2 separate regions of the Homo sapiens genome follow, and region 2 is linked to region 1. Evidence: read pairs that join two places in POLR2A ChIA-PET (ENCODE). Cell type or tissue: OCI-LY7. All regions are shown on one strand.

Evidence for each region. Peaks named below come from ENCODE experiments on the same cell type or tissue, not always from the same donor. Only the 100,000 strongest peaks of a DNase experiment are listed, where the experiment ranks them.
Region 2: POLR2A ChIA-PET joins it to region 1 with 5 read pairs; 4 of 35 experiments call an interaction of 5 or more read pairs at or near these places.

The regions. Positions count from the first base shown.
Region 1 is chr2:224,676,322-224,681,321 of GRCh38, forward strand. It overlaps LOC105373910 (a long non-coding RNA gene), which reads left to right and starts at 2,275. Exons shown (of 3, transcript XR_923956.2): 1 at 2,275-2,425. In OCI-LY7, no CTCF peak of the experiment used is centred here; a DNase peak (open chromatin) is centred at 2,282; H3K4me3 peaks cover 1,114 bases; H3K27ac peaks cover 1,634 bases.
Region 2 is chr2:224,724,915-224,729,914 of GRCh38, forward strand. No RefSeq gene overlaps it. Among named protein-coding and RNA genes, the nearest start is that of CCDC195, 11 kb to the left of the region's middle. In OCI-LY7, no CTCF peak of the experiment used is centred here; no DNase peak of the experiment used is centred here.

The DNA.
Region 1 (5,000 bases):
AACTGTGGAACAAAGAGGTCAAGACACTCATCACAGGTAACATAGCTAGGGAGTAGCAGAGGCAGGATTGAAGTCTGGTAATGATTCCAGACTTTAGGAGTACAACTAAAGTTTCATTCCTCTTTATATGAGAAAGAATATTTAAACGCTGCCCTCAATGAGCCTAGCATTGTTTAATGGCTTAATAGACAGTAACTCTTTCAATCCTCAGAACAACCTTCTGAGGTAGGTATTACTGTCATTACCATTTTACAGAAGAGAAAAGCTATGTTCTCTATGTTTACAGAAGAGAAAAGCAATAAAAAGGAGAAACTGAGTTAGGCTCCAGGAAGTCTCACTCCAGAGGCCACACTCTTAACCACTAAATTACCTATGTTGGTTGTATTACTAAATAAAGTGTAGGGAACAGTTTTGACTTTTTAATGGATATTTTTTAAATGAAAAGACAACACGTATAAAAGAAAGTGTAAAAGGCTGGGCGCGGTGGCTTACGCCTGTAATCCCAGCCCTTTGGGAGGCTGAGGCAGGCAGATCGCTTGAGCCCAGGAGTTGGAGCCCATCCTGGCCAACATGGTGAAACCCCATCTCTACTAAAAATTACAAAAATTAGCCAGGCGTGGTGGCGTATGTTTGTAATCCCAGCTGCTTGGGAGGCTGAGGCACGAGAATCTCTTGAGCCCAGGAGGCAGAGGTTGCAGTGAGCCGAGATGGCGCCACTTCACTCCAGCCTGGGTGATGGAGCGAGACTCTGTTTCAAAAAAGAAAAAAAAAAAAAAGAAGGTGTAAAAATCAAGAGTGGACAGATTGATGACTTATCAAAGTGGACAAATCCATGAGCACTGCTCTGGTCAAGCAGTAGAACGTTATAGAGGCCAGCAGCCCACCCCATGCCCCTCCTAGTCACTGCCCCTCCCTCCTGCTCACAGGTAATCACTCTCCCGACTTCTAAAACTGTAGCCGAGTTTTGTCTGTTTTTGACTTACTATAAATGGAAAGATAAAATTTGCCTTTTTTTTTTTTTTTTGAGACGGCGTCTGGCTTTGCCACCCAGGCTGGAGTGAGTGGCACGATCTCGGCTCACTGCAGGCTCCGCCTCCTGGGTTCCCATCATTCTCCTGCCTCAGCCTCCGGAGTAGCTGGTACTACAGGCGCCCATCACCACGCCCAGCTAATTTTTTGTATTTTTAGTAGAGATGGGGTTTCACAATGTTAGACAGGATGGTCTCGATCTGCTGACCTCGTGGCCTCCCAAGTGATGGGATTACAGGCGTGAGCCACCACGCCCGGGCCAAAATTTTCCTTTTTTTAGGACAAAAGTGTGTCCTGTCTGCGCGCGGTGGCTCACGCCTGTAATCCCAGCACTTTGGGAGGCCGAGGCAGGTGGATCACGAGGTCACGAGGTCGAGACCATCCTGGCTAACATGGTGAAACCCCATCTCTACTAAAAAAGAAAAATACAAAAAATGAGCCGGGCATGGTGGCGGGCGCCTGTAGTCCCAGCTACTCGGGAGGCTGAGGCAGGAGAATGGCGTGAACCCCGGAGGCGGAGCTTGCAGTGAGCCGAGATTGTGCCACTGCACTCCAGCCTGGGAGACAGAACCAGACTCCGTCTCAAAAAAAAAAAAAAAAAAAAAAAAAAAAAAAAAAAAAGAAAGTGTATCCTAATTTGGAACACATGGGTCATTCAGTGGGAATTAGAACAACCTAGTGGAAATTGCCTCTAAATGCTGAGGAGAAACCACTGTGCCCGTGCAGTGTACTATAGGGCTGAGCTTGGAATAAACTTCCCTGGATTTGCCAGTGACAGGTGGTACAGTCAGCCTGGAAAATAAATGAAAATGAGGTAAAAATGAAATTTTGAAGGAGGCATCTCGAGAATGCATGAACAGAACTGGAAAAAAATGCCACATGGAATTAATAATGTGGGAAAATGAGAGGTTAACTCTCTACCAAGGACAAATTGTAATGGGCAATTGCAAGGTAAGACATTTATGGAAAGATCACTTGTTTACTTGTGATGTTTGGGAAGTGAGGAACCATTTGGAGTGGCTCTGTCTTTTATCCATTTGCAGAAACCACAGGGGTAAGCTCTTAAAAGCCAATAATATGAAAGAGAAACTATATAATATAGCATGGCTTACGTGATGCAATAAAAAAGATTAAGGGGTTGCACAAGCTTGCAATTGTCAGTTAATCACTAGCTGCATGAGTGATGAAAGGGACTTTATAATCCAACGCCTGCAGTTTATAGAGACCCAGCCTTGTTAAGTGAACAGAGGCACAGTTAACCAGGGCACGCCCTGAGAAGGGACAGGGTTGGGGCTACAGCCTTGGTATTGGGAAGGTTCAGTTCTTCACCCTATATTGAACTTTCTTATGAGGTCAAGATGTGTAGATGAAGGTTCTGGTCTGAGATCTTAAAAAGGTAAGCTAAAATCTTATTCTGGGGTGATTTTGCCTACTATTTATTCTCCCTCGTGAAAGATCAAGGGGCCCTGGTAGTAGGAAAATAGCTTCTGTGGGTTTGGGGATGGGATGACTACTTGCACCTGGAATGTAAATTATTCTTCCATTTCCCTGTAGACTTTACTCTCGGTTCTTTGAAAATTGCCTCCATCTCACCCTTCAACCTTTCCTAAAACTGGACCTAATTTTTCTCCATTTAGCACTTAATGGATTTTTTTCCTCAAAACTTATTACAGTAGTATTTGTGTGTGTGTGTGTGTGTGTGTGTGTGTGTGTTTATAGACAGAGTCTCACTCTGTCACCCAGGATGGAGTGCAGTGGCACAATCTTGGCTCATTGCAAACTCTGCCTTCCAGGTTCAAGTGATTCTCGGGCCTCAAGCAATTCTCGTGCTTCAGCCTCCTGAGTAGCTGGGATTACAGGCATGTGCTAAAACACCTGGCTAACGTTTTTGTATTTTTAGTAGAGATGGGGTTTCACCATGTTGCCCAGGCTGGTCTCAAATTCCTGGCCTCAAGGGATCCACCCACCTTGGCCTCCCAAAGTGCTGGGATTGCAGGCATGAGTCACCGTGCCCAGTATTTATGTGTTTTTTGTTTGTTTGTTTCTGTTTGTTTTTAAATCTCTTGCTTCGTTAGGAAATCTCTTTGTCTGTGTCCCCAGCTATACTCTAAAATCCAGCCAGTCAGGGACCAGTCTGTCCAGTTCACTGCAGTAATCCCTGTGTGGCTGCAGCACTTCACCCATAGTGAGTGCTAAATTAAGATTTCCTGGGGCCAGGCACAGTGACTCACGTGTGTAATTCTAGCATTTTGGAAGGCCAAGGTGGGAGGATCACTTGAGCCCAGGAGTTCAAGACCAGCTTGGGCAACAAAGTGAGACGCCTTCTCTACAAAAAAATTTAAAAATTAGCTGGGTGTGATGGTGCACACCTGTAGTCCCAGCTACTTGAGAGGCTGAGGTGGGTGGATCTCTTGAGCCTAGGAGGTTGAGGCTGCAGTTAGCTATGGTAACTCCACAGCACACCAGCTTGCGTGGCAGAGCAAGATCCTGCCTTGAAAAAAAAAAAAAAAAAGATTTCCTGAATAAATGAAATGGCCTTTCTGAAAAGGATAGGTGACCACCGTATGTCCCTGAATGTCTGGCTCTAGTACAGGCAAATTGCTGTTAAAATAAGGCTGTAGGCCAGGCGTGGTGGCTCACTCCTGTAATCCCAGCACTTTGGGAGGCTGAGGAGGGTGGATCACCTGAGGTCGGGAGTTCAAGACCAGTCTGGCCAACATGGTGAAACCCCGTCTCTACAAAAATACAGAAATTAGCCGGGCATGATGGCGGGTGCGTGTAATCCCAGCTACTCAGGAGGCTGAGGTGGGATAATTGCTTGAACCTGGGAGGCAGAGGTTGCAGTGAGCCGAGATCGCGCTGTTGCACTCCAGCCTGGGTGACAGAGCAAGATTCTGTCTCAAAAATGAATGAATGAATCAATAAATAAATAAATAAATAAATAAGGCTGTAACATACATTTGGGCTTTCAAAAGCTATGTTTCTATTGTATCAGCAGTTTTGAGTATTCTTGGTACTTTTAGCTATCTGTATATGGCCCCTCAGTTTGGAAAGCAAGAGAAGCTGTGGAGGATAACACACCTGAGTCCTCTCATTGAATCCTTCTTAAAATCTGTCTAGTCCCAAAAGTGTAGGTTCTTCCAATGTGTTCAAAATCTGGCATGTTTTGCTGAGTGGATTCATCTTGGGGAAACTTAGTGGTCCACTTCAGTGGAATTTTGTTTGTATTTCCCGGGATTTTGTTTTTATTTTTTGAATCAAAGTGAACTTGAGATGCCTCTAGAGCTTCCTCACTGGCCTGGAAATTCTCGGGGACACATGCAATTATTGAGGATCCTCCAACCTAGAGTCAGTCTGCAATTAGATCTTCTATAGCAGATATCATCAAGCCCAGAGAGCCCTGTGCTCTCTCCTCCTTGTCCAGACCAATGTGTGGAGAATGGAGGAAGAATTATTTTAAGATGGATACATGTATGGCCATGATTTTTGTGGCTTGGGAGGCAGCATCAAATAGTGGCTAGTTCCACAGGAGTCAGACTGCCTGAATTCAAACCCTGTCTGTGTTACTTAGTGTCAGTATGACTTTGGGAAAGTGATTGCTGTGATCAGAATGTTTGTGTCTCCCTCTAAATTATTATTATTTTTTTAAGACAGAGTCTCGCTCTTGTTGCCCAGGCTGGAGTGCTGGAGTGCAATGGCACAATCCAGGCTCACTATAACCTCCACCTCCTGGGTTCAAGTGATTCTCCTGCCTCAGCCTACCGAGTAGCTGGGACTGCCCACCACCACACCCAGCGAATTTTTGTATTTTCAGTAGAGACAAGGTTTCCCCATGTTGGCCAGGCTGGTCTTGAACTCCTGACCTCAGGTGATCCACCCGCCTCGGCCTCCCAAAGTGCTGGGATTACAGGCATGAGCCACCATGTCTGGCCCCCTCTAAATTCATATATTGAAATCCTAACCCCCAAAGT
Region 2 (5,000 bases), 49 kb after region 1:
GGTCTCGATCTCCTGACCTCGTGATCTGCCCGCCTCGGCCTCCCAAAGTGCTGGGATTACAGGTGTGTGCCACCACACCTGGCTAATTTTTTGTATTTTTAGTAGAGACGGAGTTTCATCATGTTGGCCAGGCTGGTCTCGAACTCCTGACCTCAGGTAATCCATCTGCCTCAGCCTCCCAAAGTGCTGGGATTACAGGTGTGAACCACCACACCTGGCCAGTAGTTCTATTTTTAGTGCTTTGAGAAACCTCTGTATGTTTTCTGTGATGGCTCTACTACTTTACATTTCCACTAGCAGTGGACCAGTGTTCCCCTTTCTCTGCATCCTTGCTAGCTTTTTTTTTTTTAATAGCCATTCTAAGTGGGGTGAGAGAGTATCTCATTGTGGTTAATTCACATTTCCCTTGTATACCTGCTGGCCATTTGTATGTCATCTTCTGGGAAATGTCTATTCAGGTCTTTTGCCCATTTTTAAATTAGATTATTTATTTATTTGCTACTGAGGTGTTTGCTTTCCCTGTATATGCTGGTTATTAATCTCTTTTTGGATGGATAATTTGCAAATATTTTTCCCATTCTGTAGGTTGTCTCTTCATTTTTAGCTTGATGTAATCCTATTTACCTATTTTGGCTTTTGTTGCCTGTGCTTTTGAGGTCTTGCCCAGAAAACTTTGCCCAAACCACTGTTCTGAAGTGTTTCCCAGTGTTTTCTTCTAGTCATTTCATGGTTTCAGGCCTTACATTTAAGTCTTTAATCCATTTTAATTTGATTTTTGTATATGGTGAAAGATGGGGATGTAGTGTTACTCTTCTGCGTATGGTTATCCAGTTTCCCCAATGCCATTTATTATAGAGGCTGTCTTTTCCCCAATGCATGTTCCTGGCATCTTTGTTGAAAATGGGTTGTCTCTAAGTGTGTGAATTTATTTCTCGGTTTTCTGTGCTGTTCCATTGGTCTATGTGTCTGTTTTGATGCCAATATCATGCTGTTTTGTCTACTATAGCCTTGTAGTATAATATGAGATCAGGTAGTGTGATGCCTCCAGTTTTGTTCTTTTTGCTCAAGATTGAGATTGCTTTAAGCTATTCGAGGTCTTCTGTAATTTTATACAAATTTTGCAATTGTTTTTCTTATTTCGGTGGGGAATGTCATTGGTATTTTGATAGGGATTGCACTGAATCTGTAGATTGCTTTGGGTAGTATGGACATTTTAACAATATTGATTCTTCCAACCAGTGGGCATGGAATATCTGTCCATTTTTTGCGTCCATTTCCATTTCATTCATCAGTGTTTTGTAGTTTTCCTTGTAGAGATATTTCACTTCTTGGTTAAATTGATTTCTAGGTATTTTATTTTCATTGTAGCTATTGTAGATGGGATTGATTTCTTTTTCAGGTTGATCACTATTGGCATATATAAATGCTACTGAATTTTGTATGTTAATTTTGTATCCTGCAATTTTACTGAATTTATTATCAGTTGTAAGAGTTTTTTGGTAGAGCTATTAGGATTTTTGAAACATAAGATCATGTCATCTGCAAACAAAGATAATTTGACTTTTTCCTTGCCAACTTAGATGCCTTTTTTAAAAAAAAAACTTCTCTTGCCTAATTGCTCTTGTTAGGACTTTAATACTGTTTTGAATAAAAGATAAAAGTGGTGATAGAGGTCATCCTTGTCTTGTTCCAGATTTTAGTGGAAGGCTTTCAATTTTTCCCCATTCAGTATGTTAGCTGTGGGTTTGTCATACATGGCTTTCATCATGCTGAGCTATGCTCCTTACATACCCAATTTGTTGAGGGTTTTTTATCGTGAAAGGATGTTGAATTTTATTGAATGCTTTTTCAGCATCTATTGAAAAGATCATGTGGGTTTTGTCTTTGAATCTGTTAATGTGATGTATCATGTTTATTGATTTGCATATGTTGAACCATCCTTGCATCTCTGGGATGAATCTCACTTAATCATGGTAAATGATCTTTTTAGTGTTGATATATTTTGTATATCTGTCCCTGAACAAATCTCATGTTGAATTGTAATCCCTAATGCTAAAGATGGGGCCTGGTGGGAGGTGTTTGGATCATGGGGGTGGATCCCTCATGGTTTCATACTGTCTTTGCAATAGTGAGTTCTTGTGAGATCTTGTCATTTAAAGGTTTGTGGCATCTCCTCCACCACTTTCTCTCTCCCATTGCTCCTGTTCCCACCATGTGAAACACCTGCTTCCACATCACCTTCTGCCTTGAGTTAAAGCTCCCTGAGGCCTCCCCAGGAGCTGAGCAGATGCCAGCACCATGTTTGCACAGCCTGCAGAACTGTCAGCCAATTAAATATCATTTATTTATAAATTACGCAGCCTCCAATATTTCTTTATAGCAATGCAGGAATGGCTTAATACAAAAGCATTATTGAATTCTGTTTGCTAGTATTTCATTTAGGATTTTTGCATCTATGTTCATCAAGGATATTGGTCTGTAGTTTTCTTTTTTTTGCGTCTTTGCTTGGTTTTGGTATAAGGGTAATGCTGGCCTCATAGAATGAATTTGAAAGTATTCCTGCCTCTTTGATATTTTGAAATCATTTGAGTAGAATTGGTATTAGTTCTTTTATAAGTGTTTGGTAGAATTCAACAGGGAATCCATCAGGTCTTTTCTTTGATTGAGATTCTTTATTACTGCTTCCCTTTACTTGTTATCGTTATTGTTATTACTGCTTCCCTTTACTTGCTATTGTTATGTTTAGGTTTTCAGTTTCTTCATGGTTCAATCTTGGTAGGTTGTATTTGCCTAGAAATGTATCTACTTCCTGTAGGTTTTCCAATTTGTTGGAGCATAGTTGCTCATAGTATTTCTAATGATTATTTGTACTTCTGTGATACCAGTTGTAATGTTTCCTTTTTCATCGCTGATTTTTAAAATGTGGGCTTCTTTTTTCCTTGGTGTAGCTTACGGTTTGTTGATTTTGTTTAGGACTGTTAGAACTCAGAAAGCTTATCACTCACAAGCTTTGGAAAGATTTCTTAAGGATATATTGTAGCAAGTGAAAATTGAATCAGAGAAAGCATAAGGCCTAAGATATAAGAAACTGATAGGTAAATGAGCCTTTAAAGGGTAGAATTATCTTATTAATCTTTGATATATAATATAGAAGAAAATTTATAGTAACTTTTCTGGAGCTAAATTTCCATAGCTTATAATATAAAATACTGTTGAAATAGTAAAGTGATAAAGTGATAAATTTCCTTTATTTGCTAAGGAAATGTATAGATATTGATTCATTTAATATAATTATAGAAGAATACAGATTTAGATAAGTCTGTTAAAAATGTAAAGGATAGTACTAGAAAAAGAGAAATAGAATGCATGTCTTCTGAACCACTAGAGATAAAAATTGATACCACCACAAACAAAATACTTGCTGATAAACAGAAAATATAAAATAACCAAAAAGGAATAGATGTAAACATATAAACATTACCCTTATTATGAATGGATTAGTTTCATAGAGGTACTTGGATTGGGGTTTTTGTGTGGGGTACTATAATTTTGCTAAATGTTGGCTGCAATAGCAGCATTAGTATACACAAAATGACAATGGAAGAAAAGGAAATCTTGTGCCAGTCCTTCTAGTTCAATATAGCAGACTGAACATATGCTTTATTTCCATTCCCTCTCAAAACCCCACTACAGAGAAGGAAAAAGGAAGCATGGCTCCAGAAGAACAAAGAAGACACAATGGCAATAAATTTTTGAAGCTAGAAATTAGACACAAAAGTGGTAACTCACTTGGCAGCTCATGGAAAGCACACATAGGAAGCAAGATTGAAAGCCTGGATAGTGTCCTTGAAATAGCTAATTCATCATGCAGAACCTGAGATTTTGGAAACATCAGGTGATGATCAATGTGCAGATATGGGAAGGTCCAAAACAAGGAGAATTGGTTGAAGCAGTTAGATCTCTAGATGCCCTCTTCACCCCACATAGACAATCAACTACCTGAGCATTAATATAAAACAGGAGATTTATTTTCCGGAGGGGATGAAGCAAAGGGACTCTGAACTGGGAACACCAAGTTGAAAGTGTGAATCCTATACTGAAAACAGGATTAAGTGATGAAGTGATGCTCTTCCTGCTAATGATGAAAATGCTAGAACCAGTTTTGGCCAAACAGGTTTATAATCCTCTTTTTTTTTTTTCAGATGGAGTCTCGCTCTGTCACCCAGGCTGGAGTGCAGTGGTGCGATCTTGGCTTACTGCTCCGCCTCCCGGGTTCGCGCCATTCTCCTGCCTCAGCCTCTGAAGTAGCTGGGACTACAAGTGCCCACCACAATGCCTGGCTAACTTTTGTATTTTTAGTAGAGATGGGGTTTCACCATGTTAGCCAGGACGGTCTCGATCTCCTGACCTCGTGATCTGCCCGCCTCAGCCTCCCAAAGTGCTGGGACTACAGGCGTGAGCCACCGCGCCCGGCCTAGGTTTATAATCCTTAGTGATTCTCTCTGATTTCTGGGACACTGACCAGCCCAATAAGAAAGATCTATAGATACTGTCAGTGGATAGCTCCCTAAGTTAATGCCCACTCTGGTCTGGTCACTCAACAATGAAGCCCAGTAATAGAAAGGTGTTCTATTTCTTGCATACATACGTGTATACACATTTGCACATTCACTTAGTTTAATGTCAACTAGTAGTGCCTCACTTTGAGTATGGATGGGTAGTAAATCATTAACAAATTGAGGAAATCATCTAACATAACAGACAAAGGCCAAAACAAACAGAAAAAAGTACTTGTAGGAAACAGAGATAATGTAAGAAGAAAATTCAAACAAGTAACTATAATTAGTATTCCTGGAAACTATGTGAAGATTAGTGTTAATGAAACAAAAACAGAATGCACATAAAAAGAGAACCTTTAGAGAAATAAGGAGCCTCTAGAAATTAAAAATAAGGTGGCAGAAATGTATGGGTCACATTTTCTGAAGATAGTTAATATATGC